Regions from separate parts of the Homo sapiens genome. Here region 2 is linked to region 1. A link is a contact called in ENCODE Hi-C or POLR2A ChIA-PET data. All regions are on one chromosome and are shown on one strand. The core of a region is the stretch at or near the end of the contact, and the rest is flanking DNA. Distances in the headings are between cores, read along the strand shown. Region 1 has its middle 55 kb from the start of TRK-TTT2-1. Region 2 holds the start of SORL1 (sortilin related receptor 1).

Region 1 (5,068 bases), core at 1,676-4,175:
TATGCAATGGCATCCCATAAGATCATAATACTGTATTTTTACTATACCTTTTCTATGTTCAGATACCTTTAGATACACACAGAACCATTTTGTTACCATTGCCTACAATATTCAGTACAGTAACATGCTATACAGGTTTTTAGCCTAGGAACAACAGGCTGTACCATATAGCCTAGGTGTGTAATAGGCTACACCACCTAGGTTTGTGTAAGTATACTCTATGATGTTTGCACAACAACAAAATCACTCACAAACACATTTTTCAGAATGTATTCCCATTGTTAAGTGATACATGTCTTTATAGACGATTGAATATATAGATATGTGTATATCAAGGAGCAATAGGCTCCTAGATGCACACACCACATTTTATTCATTCATCCATTGGTGGAAAATCAGAATGATTCTACATCCTGGCTATTATGAATAATGCTTCCATGAATATGAGAGTGCAGATATTTCTTCGACATACTGCTTTTATTGCCTTTGATGGCAGATGGAGGATTGCTGGATCATATGGTAGTTCTATTTTAAAATTTTTTTTAGAAAACGTCATGCTGTTTTCCATAATAACAGTACTAATTTAAATTCTCACCAATAGTGTACAAGAGTTTTCTTTTCTCCACATCACACCAACGCATGTTACCTTTTGTTTTTTTATTATAGCCATCCTAACAGGTGTAAAAATGGCTCAGATATCTCATTGCCATAAATGCATTATTGTCCACTTCATTAACATGTGACTTTAAGAACCAGCATTTTTTTATTTTCAGAATGACTAAAGGTCATCATATGTACACAGAGCTTTATCTTTATGAGACCTGGACCTACAAGGATATGTAATGTATAATACAACATAATAGACTAAGAAATTCCCTTTATATTTAACTATGGATATAGTTAAGTATGAAACTTCCTTAATATTTAAATTTTTAATACTGGTTCTAAAATCAGCACTCTTGTACCTGGTCAGCTCAAAATACTATTATTTATTTATTTTTGTTTGTTTTAATAAAATAATGAAGAATATCAATGAAAAATGTCCAAATACATGGAAATAAATTGAGTAAAAAGAATAAATCCAGTAATTAGTCTGGGAGTACAAAGCAGGGTTGATTTCATTACATAATCATTTCCAAAGGGAACTAGCTGTCTTCCTTTTGAATCTTGATTAAAGGTGTGCATAGGAAGGATATTCTACTCCATGTTCCTTGGGGATTTCTTTCCATGATCTGGTTTCCCTTGAGTAGTTGGTATGATTAACTGGGCTGGTTTCTTTTATAATTGTCCTGAAGCGCTTTGCATTTTGCAAAACTGCTTCGCAATTGTTTTTTTCTCAGGATGTACTTAAAAATGAATCCATTAGGTGTAGCGGGCAAGCACAGCTCAGGGAGGTGTTGTTAGCAAAGCCAGAATAAAATCACAGAAAGTCTTCCCATTTTTTTAGGGTGCTCAAAGTGCTTTTCTCAAAATATTTGCATTTCCAAAACTCAAATATGTCCAGAAGAACGGTGAACTTAGCTTTTCCTCTTTGGATTTAGGATAGAGTTGTCAGATAAAATACAGGATGTCCAGTTAAATTTGAATTTCAGATAAACAATGAGTATTTTTTTAGTATAATTAGGCCCCATGTAATACTAGAAATTCTAATAGTTCTGCATTTTATTTGCTAAATCTGGGAATCTTAACTTAGGAAGATAATGTTACTCACCCCAGAGCTGTATGAACTTTGGGCAAGGAACTTAATGGATTGAAATCTCCTCATCTCTAAAAATAAAATGTTGTACTACAAAAATTGCAAGTGCATTTTATTTCTAATTCAGCTATGATACAACATCTTTTCATCATGCAAGATTTATCTAGAGGTATAATTACGGGTCATGCAAAGAGTGCCCCATTTGGAGTAAGAAGGATCTGAGTTTGATCCCACCATTAATTAACTATGTGATCTTAGGCAATCAAATTCTTGAAATCTCGGATTCTTTATCTACAAAAATGGGGATAAGGTACTCATTATAAGGGTCAAATTAGTTGATGTGTATAGAAGTGTTTTGGACCTATGTGAAGTCATAAGCAGATTATGACTTACTAGGAAGAAGTTACTCTCAAGCAATGTAAAATGAGTTATTAGCTAAGTTGCATGGTCAGAGATCCGTTCTCCTGTATGACTCAAACCAAGTTTTCAAGCTCAGGTAAGTTCTTAAAAAGGTACCCACAAGTAGTCATTTTACTATCTTTGCTCTTTGTATTTTAGGAGACTTACGGTTCAAGCGTCAGCTCTACACCTCGGTTTCTTCAAATAGCAAATGAGCAAAAATAATACCCACTGCACACATGTATCATGAGAGCTGAGTGTGAAAACATAGAAAACACCTGGCACACAGAGTTTCTCACTAGAAATATCAGTTCCTGCTCTTCTCTATGGTTCTCTTGGATGCCTCAGTTGAAGCCTGCTCTGGGTACAGACCACTGGTGAGTGGGTGTGTTTAAGGCGCGGGCCTCTGTTTCCATTCCCCTTTTCTATGTAGCAGTTCTGTTGTCAGAGCCCAGCAGGACTAGGAAGGCCTCTTCCAATCTCCAGATCTCCCTCTATGAGGGAGCCTGAGATGCCTAACATGTTTTGTATCTTCTGATCTCTAGGGACTCAGAAGACAATAATAACCTTCCCTACCTCAACCAGATTCAAACCAGAAAGTGGCAAGAGAAAAGTCGCCTTGACCCAAAGGGGCATCCAGCCTCTCCCATTTCAGACGCAGGATAATGCAATCCAGACCACATGAAATTTCCCGTATTTGAAGACTGCCTCAGCCCTCTTTGCACCAGGCTTTCCAGCCTCTCTCCCTCTTGCCTCAGACTAAGCTCTCCCTCAACCACATTGTGTGACCAGGCCAATCCTTGGAGACAGAGAGATGTCTGCACTAGGGAACTTCCAAGCTGCCCAGGGGATGATGAATTCACCCCTGGCAGAAGCCAACTTGGAAACGGCATCACGGTGCTTTGTGAACATATCTATGGTGCAACAGTGACCTCCAGTGGCTGAGCCAGGAGGCAACCACTGCCCACACTGTCTCAGGCAACCCTGTCCTCCCGGAGGCTAGCGTACAGGATGATAAGCTCTTCTTGGAACCACTTCCCAGAACACCTATGCACAATATCTTAAAAAAAAAAAAAAAAAAAAAAAAAAAAAAAAAAAAGAGAGAGAGAGCAAAAACATAAGCCCAGAGTTACTCACCAATTGAATCCGACCATGTCACTCCACCACTTAGAAAACGTATGTGGTTAGTAGTCCCTCTATTGATCACAGAATAAAGTCTAAAGTTCTTAGTACCACAGACAGAGTTCTTTAGGATCTGGGTATGACTACCTGTCATTTCCTACAATGTCCTCTTTCATTAATACACACCAGACTTTCCCCTAGTCTCTAAATGGCCTGCTCTATTTTAAGTTGAGCAGTAGAGGGTCCTCTATTTAAATGACCTTCTTCACTTTTCTACTGGTACAATTTTCTTTTCTTTTTTCTTTTCTTTTCTTTCGTGTGTGTGTGTGTGTGTGTGTGTGTGTGTGTGTGTGTCTGTGTGTGTTTGTCAGGGTCTTGCTCTGTCACCAAGGCTGGAGTGTAGTGGCACAATCAAAACTCACTGCAGCCTTGACCTCCTGGGCTCAAGTGATCCTCCCACCTCAGCCTCCTCAATAGCTGGGACGATAGGTGTGCACCACAATACCTGCCTAACTTTTTAAAATCCTTTTTCTTTGGAAGGGTTTCATGTCAAAAATTGCCATCTTAGTGACACTTTCAGTATTATCTCTCCTTACCACTGTAGAATTAATTTTGTTTTCAAAACATACAGCAAGTGGAGTTAAAAACAATCCATTTATTTATTCAAAAAACAATAATAAGACATCTATTATAATGCCAGTCATTGTCCTGGATAGTCAGGATAACAGATAAAAGAGGCATGCTTTCTGACCTCAGAATGCATATAGACTAGTGGAGAATACATAGAGAAATCATTGCCATAAAGTATAGCAAGGAGCTATGTGCAAATTACACAACTGGCTTAAGAATGGAGGTCATCCCTTCAGCCTGTGCAAAAGGCAATTAGAGATCCTGCCCCAACAGTGAGAGGCATTGTCTGGGTCTTGAAGGAGTAGGAGTTAGCCAGGCACTGTAATCCCAGCCACTAGGGAGGTTGAGGCAAGAGGATTGCTTGAGGCCAGTTCTAGATCAGTCTGAACAACATAGCAAGACCCCCATCTCTACAAAAAAATTAAAAATTAGCCCAGTGTGGGGACGAGCACCTGTAGTCCCAGCTACTTGGGAGGCTGAGGCAGGAGGATTGCTTGAGCTCAGGAGTTTGAGGCTGCAGTAAGCTATGATCAAGCCACTGCGCTCCAGCCTGGGTGACTGAGCAAGGCACCATCTCAAGGGGGAAGAAATAAAGGAGCCAGGAAGATAGGATAATTTTAAAAGGGAAAGAAGAAATGAAGCATATTTGAGGCATCAAGTAACTTACACAGAAGCACGAATGTGTTGGAACAAGGGAGTAATCCATCATGGTTGGCACATGCTGCACAGCAGAGAGATATAGAGCTAGAATGCAGACTGGGATCAGAAGGCAGGATCAAGAGTGTAAAATGTTGGTTATGGGAATGAGGAGTCATTAAAGGCTCTTGAATGAAAGCACTATTTAGAAGGAATACGCTGGCACAACTAGCAATAGCACATAAGGAAAGCAAAAAGAAATCAAAATTAGGTTTCTTCCTGTTCTTGGTACTCAGAGTCACTGGGGTGTCAGTCCAATCTAATCTGAGAGGCTAAAGTAAGGTCAGTGAGTGGGTAAACAGACAGGTCAGGCACAGGACATAAACGGAGAAGACCTAAAACACAAGAAGAGCAGTCACTTGGTGTGTAGTTGTGAATAGAAACAAATGCCAAGGCCAGGCACAGTGGCTCACACCTGTAATCCCAGCACTTTGGGAGGCGATGGGGGGTGGATCATTTGAGGCCAGGAGTTTGAGACCAGCCTGGCCAGCATGGTGAAACCCCATCTCTACTAAACATACAAAA
Region 2 (5,068 bases), core at 1,516-4,015, 1.1 Mb before region 1:
TAAGAGACAAGATGATCAAGACAAAAAATTACATAATAATTTGGTTGCAAAGCCAGGACTAGAATCTATGTTTCTAATGCCACCTGCATGCACTATTTCTCTCTGGAGGCCTTCACACAAATTTGCACAGCTATTTTATATACTTACCTCATCTGATACTCTCAGCAGTCCTGTGAGATTGGTAGGGATTAAGATCTCTATTTTACAGATGAGAAAACTGAAGCTCTGAGGAGGTTTGGCCAAGTCCCCACAGCTAGAAAGTCAACCTTCTGACTCAGAATTCAGCGTGTCTTCCACTGCGTTCTGTAGTTGTGCAGCAGGCACAGTCTTGGGGGGTTGCTGATTATCTACCTGAGAATGGTTTGGAATGTAGATAATGATTAGATAGGAGGGCTTGCAAGGAGTTAATTAACCATGTTTGAATATTCTTACCAATTCTCTAGCATTCAAGTTGCAAATCAACATCAAAATGAGCAAGTAGCTGGCCCTGCCCTACTAGTCCTTCTGTGCAAGGGGCCATCTGAACCTTAAGCCAGCAGTTTGTGTGGGCAAACAGATGCCCATCTTCAAATCCACACTTAGGAGACTCCTGTCTCTGTTTTCTGCTGGGACTCTGACACTTGCTCTTGCAGAGAAGGTTCTCATTAAATATATGTTGGAAAAACCCCAATAATTGAATCATCTACAGGATGTTCTCACTTTAGCCATATTCCCTTCATTTTCCTTTGAGGGCTAAATGGGAGTAGAGATATCTTTGCTGCTGGTCCTGAGAGACCATGGGGTTGTCCATTCCTGGTAAGGTGATGCTGACCAGACAGAGCTGATCTAGATGAGGGGTGGGAGGTGACAGTGGTTCAGTGGCTTTCTTGGAGGATGCATGATTGTTTGAATTATTATTTTTAATTGACATATATAAGTATATAATAAATATATATGTTATATATATGAGTTAGAGCTGAATTGCACAATATGAGCAAGGCGTTCCTCTCAGCTTCAAAACCAGCTCTGGGTTGTAAACAAGCTACCACTTCCTCAATCCCTCTGAAATAACATCAAAGTTGGGGTGCAGGATGAAGGCACCCCAATAATACCACACTGGGGAAAGTGTGGTATTTTGATACCTGTATACAATGTATAATGAACAAAGCAGGGTGGTTAACATAGAGAATGCATGATTTGCTTGGTGGGGAGAACTGGATGGTTCTGTAATTATGTTGAGATGGACAGAAAGACATCATCTGACTTGGGGAGAAAATCGGGTGTGGGAGGAGGTGGGAGAGTGCAGAACCTGAGGCAGAGGTCCCCAGCAAGTCTGGCATGGGGTAGGGTAGGGTGGTTGAATACTGGCTTCAGGGAGATGAGGCAAGCTGGCCTGACTCTGGCAGGTTGTCAGTGGTAGTCCTAGGTAGAGGAGGGGGCTTTGCTAAGCTACCTGAAAAGTACTAGAGTGGGCCGGGGTAGGAATCGGGCTACCGTGGCTTGTCGGAGATGAGGAATGTTTTTAGAAAATTGAACTGACCATCCCTTCCTTCCCCTGAACAGCAGCTTGTATGCAACTATAAAGGTAGTCTCCCTTTCAGCCCTGCTTGCTGTGTCTTTATTCTTATCAAAAACCAGGATCTGAGTTCAGAGGGCAGTGAAACATAAAATGAAATAGGAAAGGTTGCAGTAGTACATAGACTTTGGCTGCTCCCACTAACCTGCAAAAAAAATATTTTCCTTGGGCGTACCTTAGCAGTTCCATGGCAGAAGTTTTATCTCCTGTGGTTCAGAGAGTTTGGCTCGTCAAGCTGAATGTAGGGTTAAAGTGTGTCCTCCCTCCTCTGTGGGTGTTTGCCTAGCTCCTGGCTGTGGGTTGAAGGGACTGGTAAATATGTCTATTTTACTGCTGAGGCAGGGTGGCTCAGTGCTTGGTCACCTTGGAGGGATCATAAGCAAGCCGCCGCTGGGGCCCTGTGCCACGCACAGGTATTCATGCGTGCGTGCAAGCACACCCTGTATAGCTGTGTAATAATTGTCCAGGTGTGGTGCATTCTTTGTCAGATGTACCCTTGTTTTTACTGCCTCTGTGCAGGATGTTTATTTGCTGTGCTTCAGGCTGGGGCACGTAGCTTGATCAAGGGTAGTTTTTGCTGTGGCCCCTGCAAATACGTTGTGGTGCCCAGAGTAGATGAAAAACTGTGAGTTTCCCAATAGAGCGGGTTCATCTGGACTCTTGTTGGTTGCGTTCTAGGAGCTAATTCTGTGGCTCTGGACTCTTCCCTGGAGGTGGGGATGAGGCCGGGGCCGGGGGGAGGTGGTCTTGTGGCGCTACTGCGGGCTGTGCACTCAGGAAAGTGGCCACGGTTTAGGACGACCTCGACACGACCCTGTATAGGACGCAACTAACTCCAGAGAAAACGAGCGAGCCCCATGCAACTCTTCATTCCTGCAGGGAGAACAAGGAGGTGTGCCCGCCAGGGAAGGGACGCACCCCCACCGGCGCTCGCTGCCTTAACTTCCCCATCCCCGCGCCAGGGAGGGGCCGGAGTCGCCGCCGAGGCCGCCGAGCGCAGAAAGTGCGCGAAAGGGACGCGCTGCGAGCCTCACACGTGACGGCGCCGCGCCGAACCGAGCGGGACCTGGCGGCAGCGGCGGCGGGCGCAGCGGGGCGGCCCGGAGCGGCGCGGGCGGCCTGGAGCCCCGGGAGCGGCGCGCGCGGTCCCGGCCCAGCGGCTCTCCTGGCCTCGCGCTGCACATTCTCTCCTGGCGGCGGCGCCACCTGCAGTAGCGTTCGCCCGAACATGGCGACACGGAGCAGCAGGAGGGAGTCGCGACTCCCGTTCCTATTCACCCTGGTCGCACTGCTGCCGCCCGGAGCTCTCTGCGAAGTCTGGACGCAGAGGCTGCACGGCGGCAGCGCGCCCTTGCCCCAGGACCGGGGCTTCCTCGTGGTGCAGGGCGACCCGCGCGAGCTGCGGCTGTGGGCGCGCGGGGATGCCAGGGGGGCGAGCCGCGCGGACGAGAAGCCGCTCCGGAGGAAACGGAGCGCTGCCCTGCAGCCCGAGCCCATCAAGGTGTACGGACAGGTGAGCAGTTTTGCAACCCGCCTCCCTCCAGTTTTTTCCTCTCCCTGCACTTCCTCACCCCCGCATCCATCCGTTGCAGTCGCCTCCTAGGTGCAGGCACCACTGGGGACTTCCCGGCTTGCATTTGTTTTTTTCCTTCACGAGTACAACCGTCAGCACTTGAATCGCATTGATCTTTCCTTCTTCCTGTCGATTTAGTAAACGTATTCCAGGTAACTCGCCGGGTGCAGTGCGTATTACCCCAGGGTGTGTGCAGAGAGATGTAGTTTCCGGCAGGTATAGGAGGGGTGCAGCTTCATTTTACATCTGGATAAAAAACGGGCTTTCTTTAGTGTATCATCAGTTGGCAGTGGAGGCGAGCACCCTGCAGTTGCGGTACACTTACACAGAACAGCACGAGGTGGGGGTTTCCACACTTAGCATTATTAGCACAATAAAAGTGGGCAAACCTGAAAGCTTGTCGACTATCTCTGTACAGTCAGACAAGAGGTGTGTGTATGTGTGTGCGTGTGTAAAGGCTGAATTTTTAATTTTTAATTTTTGGCGAGCGTGTGAGATGCTCTCCATTCCTTCTTCCCCACCCTTCAAGATGCTGACTCTCCCACCCCCGTCAAGATAACTTTATTTTGGAGAGGAATACCCCTCATGGCACTTGGAGATTTGAAAGGACTGCAGGAAATTTGGTGGGCATTATTATTCTATAAGTGATTTATTTCTACCCAGGCAATAGGTTTATTAGATCATAAGTAACGTGAATTTCACTTTTATGGTCAGACTTACTGCGAGGAATTGCAGATGGAGTTTGTAGGTTAGGATCAGCACTGGCAAAATTAATTTGACCGTGTTATTGCCTCATGAGACTCCCAGTCCTGCAGTTAAGATTGACATCAGCAAAAGTATAAGGTCGGTGGGGGAGAAAAAGTAGGACCAGAGGAGGGGGTAAATACACTTGTTTTCTAGAGTCAAATTGTTCCTTTTGAAGTAGAAATTATTAATAAAAGATTACCCTGAGTTCTGCCTTTTCTCACTAATTTCACTTTAGCCATTTCTTCAGGAAATACAGAGTTAAATGTTCAACCCTTGGATCCAGGACGAACCTTGTAAACATATCACCCTATTGTGTCATTTTGTTGGTGAAGAAACTGAAGCGTGGAATGGTGAAGTGACTAGTCCAAGGTCATACCGGGAAGGTGGCCTGCTCTCTAGTTTTTGTCTGCATTGTCTCAGTGACCTTTGCTTGACTGCAGTCACCCTGTCTTTATGCAATGCTGCTGAAATACCTCCTTTCTAAAATAAAATAGATCTGGTATAAAGGGGGAAAGGATGGTGGTGACTGGGTGGGAGCGTTGGATTTCCCTCCACTATTGGTCCCTGGGCAAGAATGTGTGCCCCAGGGCATGTAACTAATGGTGGCCACAGGCTGCAGGAACCTGCATGCTCAGTTCCTCTTGGGCCCAGATCCTTGTCCCCCTGTCCCCACCCCATATGACAAATATGTGTATGAACAAAAAGAAGTCATCAAGGTCCTTGCTCTTAACAGCGACACCAGCATGGGGCTGATGGAGGGTGGGAGAAGGAGGAGGAGTGGCCCACTTCTTCATTGGGCCTCCGCAGTCAGCCCAGCTCTGCTGTGCTCTTGAATCAGCATTCTGGGAACTGGGAGTTGGGGGCTGGTGGGAGACAATCCCTCCCAGTGCTCAGGTCCCCTGAAGCTATAGTTTAGGTTGAGGAAAAAGTTTTCTGGTTTCAAAAATATGTGTACATGTGCCATTTCTTTCTTGGGTTTGGTTTATGAAAAGCTCCAGGGGATGTGGGGCAGGTTGGACATGAACTCTGTTCTCACTGGGAGTGACTCCCAAACCCTGGGCTTTTGAGTTTCTGGGCCAGCCAGATTGAGTTTGGTTCAGCTGAAGGATGGAGAACTAGCAGTCAAACTCATAATGAGGAATTCCTAACCGGAGGGTGAGGGTACAAGGGTGAGATTTTTCTTCTCTGTGGCT

Evidence for each region. A loop is a pair of places that touch in the nucleus more often than their neighbours do. ChIA-PET counts read pairs that join two places held with the same protein, here RNA polymerase II (POLR2A). Pooled maps may share reads with other maps.
Region 2: a map of MCF 10A shows a loop between it and region 1 (10-fold over the local background). The contact joins the promoter of SORL1 here to the enhancer-like site in region 1. A Hi-C loop is called at or near these places in 2 of 168 maps with a recorded cell type or tissue (MCF 10A and PC-3) and 6 of 50 pooled maps. POLR2A ChIA-PET finds 5 or more read pairs at or near these places in 1 of 52 experiments (A673).

The regions. Positions count from the first base shown.
Region 1 is chr11:122,502,911-122,507,978 of GRCh38, forward strand. No RefSeq gene overlaps it. Among named protein-coding and RNA genes, the nearest start is that of TRK-TTT2-1, 55 kb to the right of the region's middle. RefSeq lists a silencer at 2,922-2,981. Within about 2 kb of position 2,926, at least 3 of the 41 ENCODE cell types and tissues checked have a DNase peak (open chromatin) inside an H3K27ac peak, as active enhancers do.
Region 2 is chr11:121,449,549-121,454,616 of GRCh38, forward strand. It overlaps SORL1 (sortilin related receptor 1), which reads left to right and starts at 2,766. Exons shown (of 48, transcript NM_003105.6): 1 at 2,766-3,068. The coding sequence starts at 2,784. SORL1-AS1 (SORL1 antisense RNA 1) reads right to left here and starts at 3,419. Exons shown (of 3, transcript NR_183636.1): 1 at 3,127-3,419; 2 at 148-351. RefSeq lists enhancers at 1,723-1,782, 3,173-3,362, 3,373-3,422, 3,463-3,532, 3,553-3,602 and silencers at 2,653-2,702, 2,833-2,882, 4,727-4,776.